Regions from separate parts of the Homo sapiens genome. Here region 2 is linked to region 1. Evidence: chromatin contacts called from ENCODE Hi-C data. All regions are on one chromosome and are shown on one strand. Each heading gives the region's core, a stretch centred on a gene start or an enhancer-like site at or near the end of the contact. The rest is flanking DNA. Distances are from core to core; before and after follow the strand shown. Region 1 overlaps RFWD3 (ring finger and WD repeat domain 3). Region 2 has its middle 20 kb from the start of GAN.

Evidence for each region. A loop is a pair of places that touch in the nucleus more often than their neighbours do. Pooled maps may share reads with other maps.
Region 2: a pooled map of psoas muscle shows a loop between it and region 1 (26-fold over the local background). The contact joins two enhancer-like sites. A Hi-C loop is called at or near these places in 2 of 50 pooled maps.

What each region holds. Positions count from the first base shown.
Region 1 is chr16:74,626,276-74,629,198 of GRCh38, reverse strand. RFWD3 (ring finger and WD repeat domain 3) reads left to right here. Exons shown (of 13, transcript NM_018124.4): 11 at 533-747; 12 at 2,645-2,856. Among named protein-coding and RNA genes, the nearest start is that of GLG1, 21 kb to the right of the region's middle. Within about 2 kb of position 1,483, at least 4 of the 41 ENCODE cell types and tissues checked have a DNase peak (open chromatin) inside an H3K27ac peak, as active enhancers do.
Region 2 is chr16:81,292,997-81,296,062 of GRCh38, reverse strand. No RefSeq gene overlaps it. Among named protein-coding and RNA genes, the nearest start is that of GAN, 20 kb to the left of the region's middle. Within about 2 kb of position 1,647, at least 2 of the 41 ENCODE cell types and tissues checked have a DNase peak (open chromatin) inside an H3K27ac peak, as active enhancers do.

The DNA of each region.
Region 1 (2,923 bases), core at 234-2,733:
GGAAGGATGATATTTCTGAGAGAATTCTTGGCGCATAGTCCTGGTCATATGCTTGCAGAAGGAAATTTAGAAAACCTAAAACAGTCCTGTTTCTGAATTAAAATGTAGCTGCTTTTAGCTGTATTTTAATTGTGGGGTCTGTCAACTACAACTTGGGATCTTTATTTTGTTATGTATATAAGCTTTGTTTCTTTTCTGACTTTTCTTATGTGGCTAAACCCATTTCCAGAAGCTTCACATCAGTCAAGCTTCATAGTAATTGTGATCTTGTATCCCTTAAATTTCCTAGTTCTTTTTTTCCTTTTCTTTTAGAGCATCTGGTATCTCACCTGAAATTAGTTGCAGAATATTATATGTATGTCCTTTTGTTTCTACAGAGAGGGTTGATAATTTTTATCAGATATCAGAGGATAGTGACTAAAGGCGTTTAACCTCCTCTGCAGAGGTGGGAATGTGCTTGAGGTCTGGTAGTGGGGTCTGGAGCCGTCCGAGTTTTGGAGTGTGAGATACAGTTTCCTTACTTTCCTTTCAGATGCCCACTGGTCTCCCTGTCATACATGCCCAGAGCTGCCTCAGCTGCATTTCCATATGGTGGGGTGCTGGCTGGAACCTTGGAGGATGCTTCATTCTGGGAACAGAAAATGGACTTTTCTCATTGGCCTCATGTGCTGCCCTTGGAGCCAGGGGGCTGCATAGACTTTCAGACAGAGAACAGCTCCCGGCACTGTCTTGTGACCTACAGGCCTGGTAAGTAGTGCTGGGGTCTCCCATAGCTTATTTGGGAGCACAGTGGTAGAGAAAAGGGAAGGAGGGTTTGATCCTACCCTTTGGGTGGCTGTGGTACCGCTCACAGGCTAACGAGGTGTGTTGTAGCTCTTGCTACTACAGGGAGTATGGTGGCTCCAAGCTCCCCCACAGAGCCTGCCTCCCTGCTCCTTACGTGTGAGGACTGGAGCATATTCTGCCAGGTACTCCTGGAAGTGAATTAGCCACTTAGGAGCCCCTACAGTTTAGAACAGTAGTGGAACAAGGGGGCCAGCTCTAGGTCATTGAGCCACCTTGAGATCACTTTCGTATCTTCTGCCTGCCTCTTACTTCCCCTGAGAGAAAGGCCCAGATTAGGGCAGCCATGTAGTAGCCCGGCTGGCATACTGAAATGGACAACAGTGGCTGTGTGTGCCCAGCCAGCTGAACATCTCTGCCTCTGGAATCAGAGGTGGAACGCATAACAGCAGACTGTGCTTCATTCACAGGTTCTTTCTAGGCTAAGCGGCATGAATCTAAATTCCTGGTAAACTGTACTGATGGTCAGTGTTCTAGGTTTTTTCTTTCTAATTTGGTCTTGAGGTCTCTGTCAGGAGAGTGGCTATAAACTCTAGCCCTGTCCTGCCAAACACTAGGGAGTTCGTTGTGGGTGTTCATAGTTTGCCTTTCACAGGATACTCCTCTGTCCTGGCAGATGGCCTAATGCCTGCCTGACCCATGACCAGATGTCCCTCTCACAGGAAACTTGTTTGTACTGGCAGGTACCCTTGTGGCTCTTGTCTGAACTGTGTCTAGTTCATTTCCCTTGAGATAGTGACTCTCTAGAAGAGCCCTGACTAGGAAACAAGTTAGGTTCAGGTGTGTTGGTCAGGTGAGACACAAAGGAGGCAGTGCACAAAACACAGGAAATAACGGAATCAGCTTACTTGACAGATCCCACAGAGAAGAGGGCAGCATGCTTCAGGGGCCAATGGGAAGAAGGGGGAGCCATCCAGGACAGGCCTGCTCCCTTAGGGGTGGGGTAGGGGTGGAGGGGAGGGACAAGTGGGCTATATTTCAAACCTCTGCTCAGGGAAGGGATGTTTTAACTAGGCCAAAGTTGACAGGGTACATCTGGGTTTCAAATAATTTATGCTAGCCCTAAAAACAGATGCTGAGGTAACAACTGTATTAAACACATTTGTAACAGTCAGGCAGATGTATAGTCAGAGTTAGTCATTAAATGCTCACACTTCTGCTAGTTGTGGGTGGGTCTACTCATGTTTTTAAGTTTTGTTTGAGCTGAGAAACATCCCAGTACCACTTCAGACCCTTTGGCTCTTCATCATCCCACAGCTCGGCTGTCTCCAAGACTGTGATTTGTTGTGACTGGTGTACAAAGCCTGGGGGTCCTATTTTGTTATCTTGCTTTTGTTTGCCTCCCAGCAGAATTTCAGATACATGTTTCCCTTTCTGTAATAGCATGCTTTCACTTTATAAAAATGTGCAGTCCCAGGGGCTAATGAGGTTCTCACTGGGGGAAGGGAAAAACCTTTTACTGAGAATTCTTGAGAGAGAAATCCCCTAGCAGAGGTCTGGCAGGAGACTGATTTTACTAAAACAGACAACTCACAGAATTGTTTTTCTCTTAAGCAAAAAGCTATTGTAGATAACTTGATTCCTAGCCTATGGTTCTAAATTTCACTGATGCTAGCCTACGGTTCTAAATTTCATTGATGCTGTGATATTGTTCTTTCATTTGTTTTGTAACTGTTCTTGATGGTTTAATGCATTTATGGCTTTTCCATCCAACTAGGTTGTAAGCGTGTGAGGTTTGGGTACTTGGTTAATTTTTTGTGTAGCGTCCCCATGGTGCAGCACTGATTTCTCTGTCCCATAGATAAAAATCACACCACCATACGAAGTGTGCTGATGGAAATGTCCTACCGACTGGATGACACTGGAAATCCAATCTGCTCCTGCCAGCCTGTACATACATTTTTTGGAGGACCTACTTGCAAACTATTGACCAAAAATGCCATTTTCCAAAGCCCAGAGAATGATGGCAACATCCTGGTGTGTACTGGGGATGAAGCAGCAAATTCTGCCCTGGTGAGCCTGTTACTTTTTTACTTTCATATAAAAAGTAGTTTTGCTTAAAATATTGGTAAGGGAAAAC
Region 2 (3,066 bases), core at 398-2,897, 6.7 Mb before region 1:
AATAACAGTAACAGCCACCCAAATACAGGGTAGGGGATGAACTCTAGAATTTTATGCAGGACGTTACTTATCAGGGCCTTATGTATAATAGCCAAAAATTGGAAATAACCTAAATGTCCAACAGTAGGGTAGTCTACATTACACCATGCCCCCAAGAAGGAATAATATGCACCCATTAAAAGAATTTAATGACCTGGGAAAATGCTTGCATCATATGTTAAGTGAAAAAGAGTAGGTTATAAACTGGTGATCACTAATATGTAAACGCTGCCCACACACACGCACTCAAAAACACCTGGAGAAAAACATATCAAAATGATTTCAGTGGTTTCCTTTTGGTAATGTAACTGTGGTATCTTTCTCATTTATTTCTTTAACTTATCCACGTGTTCTACAATGAACAGATAAGATTTAACACAGGAAAAAAAACAAAAAGCAAATAACAAAAAGCCCTAAGCCTGACTCTGTCCACTGCTCTTTCTTGGGAAATTCCCTCTGCACCTGCTTTGTTCAGGCAACCACATCTGTCTCCAAATCCTAGCCCTGCACTCCCAACCTGGCAGGACCAGCCCTTTGCCAGTTCCCTCTGGCCACTGAGGCAGGTCCTCAAGTCCCAGCCCTCCAGGAAGCCTTTCTTTTTCTTTCTTTCTTTCTTTTTTTTTTTTTTTTTTGGTTTGAGACGTTGTCTCACTCTGTCGCCCAGCCTGGAGTGCAGTGGCACGATCTCAGCTCACTGCAGGCTCCGCCTCCCAGGTTCACGCCATTCTCCTGCCTCAGCCTCCCAAGTAGCTGGGATTACAGGTGCCCGCCACCAAGCCCGGCTAATTTTTTGTATTTTTAGTGGAGACTGGGTTTCACCGTGTTAGCCAGGATGTTCTCCATCTCCTGACCTCAAGTGATCCTCCCACCGCGGCCTCCCAAAGTGCTGGGATTACAGGCATGAGCCACTGCGCCTGGCCTTGGGAAAGCCTTTCTTAGTTATGAGAAAGAAACTGTTCTCTTCCCCACCCTGGCTGAATACAGTGCCGCCACATCTCTGTTTGCTGGTTGTGTCCAAGAAAATCTGCCTCTTAGCTGGGGCTGGACCTCAAAGGATGCTTTTTGATGTGGCACAGGAGCTGGGGCAGTTGGCGCTGTGTTTTTCTGTGCAGGGTCTCTGAGTCTAAACTCCCAGGAAGAAGTTCAAGTGTTGAGGCCATACATCTCATCACTGTTGGATGTTGAGAACGGTGGTGATGACTTTTTGGTCTGCATGTACTGATTTGTCATGAGAAAGACATCTCCTGGCCATTTAAAAACCACCCAAACAGTCTTTAAACAGTTTTTAAGAAGCCATCAAAGGTGTTTATACTTAACCTGGACCAGCAACCTTCTTAAAGGAGTCAGGCTGAACTTTGGTCAGGAGGAAGTGTTTGTGCAAATATTGTAGATGTCACGCCAACACACTTAGATTTTTCGTGAGTTGATTGCCCAAGTGTCTATCCAGCTTATTCCTGAATTGGGATTAAATTAGAGAAAGCTTTGGTGGAAAAAGTTAGTGGGTCAGCAAACATTTGGGTTTCCTAGCGTGTTCCTGACGCTTGCAGCATAGAGCACTTGAGAAATGCTGTGGCTTTATCAAAGCAATAAACAAATCCTGCAGAACTTCCTGGTCATATATTCCACCCACATGAAACATAACAAGGAAGGCTCAGAGGGTAAGATGGAGCGTCTCTTGGGTCCTTCAAGAACGGAGCACGCATCATAGCTCTTGTGGAGTTTTGAGCTAATTACCCTGGCTTATGTATGAAATGTGTCAGAATTAAGGACCCAGATAAATTGAATATCTTGGCATCAACTTTTGGTGTTTTTGAAACTGAGAAAGAAAGATTTGGTGTGCCAGCCTCCCTCATCAGTCTGGTATTCTACCTGTCATCTTCAACAAGATAAACAAACCACGGACATATTTTTCTTCCCCGCAGAACTGCACCCTTTTTCATGACTAGTTCTGGGTACTGTTAGGCAATAGGAATCTAGTAGAATGGAGGTGGGGAAGCATTTTTTAATTCTACCCTCTTCTCAAATATTTAAAGTAGAAGAATGAGTGGTTGAGGGCCTGTCACATTTTTCAATTCTTTTCCATTCCTGCCACCCAAACGCAGCCCTTAATCGTGCTTTTTTCAGGCCACTAGAGTTGGCATTTCCCTTTTGTCTATTCTGCTTTATTTTATTTTGTTTTGTTTTGAGACAGAGTCTCACTCTGTCACCCAGGCTGGAGTGCAGTGGCGCGATCTCAGCTCACTGCAACCTCCGCCCCCTGGGTTCACGTGATTCTCCTGCCTCAGCCTCCTAAGTAGCTGGGATTACAGGCACCCACCACCAAGCCCGGCTAATTTTTGTATTTTTAGTAGAGACGAGGTTTCACCATGTTGGCCAGACTGGTCTGGAGCTCCTGACCTCGTGATCTGCCTGCCTTGGCCTCCCAAAGTGCTGGGATTACAGAGGTGGGCCACCACGCCCGGTCCCCCTTCGTCCATTTTATCAAGGCTGGAGGTACTGAGGTTCCCAAAGACGATTCTGAGGAAGAGCAGATGGTCTTTGTCCTGCCATTTCCATGGCTTGCATTTTTGTTGAACAGGGTATGTAAGCTTAGGGCAAAAATGAAAATGCTGAGAACGATAGGAGGGGTATTGAGGGACCAACAGGGAGGAGAAGAGAGAGGGGGTGATCAGGGGTAGCAGGAGTGAGGAAACTTAGCAGGGAATTGTGTGTGTTGTCATTGGGCTCCATGTGGGACTCGCTTCCCCATCTCCCAGGAGCTCTCCAGTAAGACATCCATTTCTTGTTGATGCATTGACCAGTTGAATCTGTTGGGAGAACTGGTGCATTCGTTCATTCAACAAGTATGTATTGAGTGCCTACATTACACGAGGCAGTGTTACAAGTGTTGAGGATAAAGTAGTGAGTCAGACACACCCAATGCCTAATGACTTGAATGAATACCCACCATGACTGGATGAATCTTCAAGGAATTCTGCTGTGTGAGAAAGGCCAATCCCAAAAGGTTAATACCGCATCATCCCATTT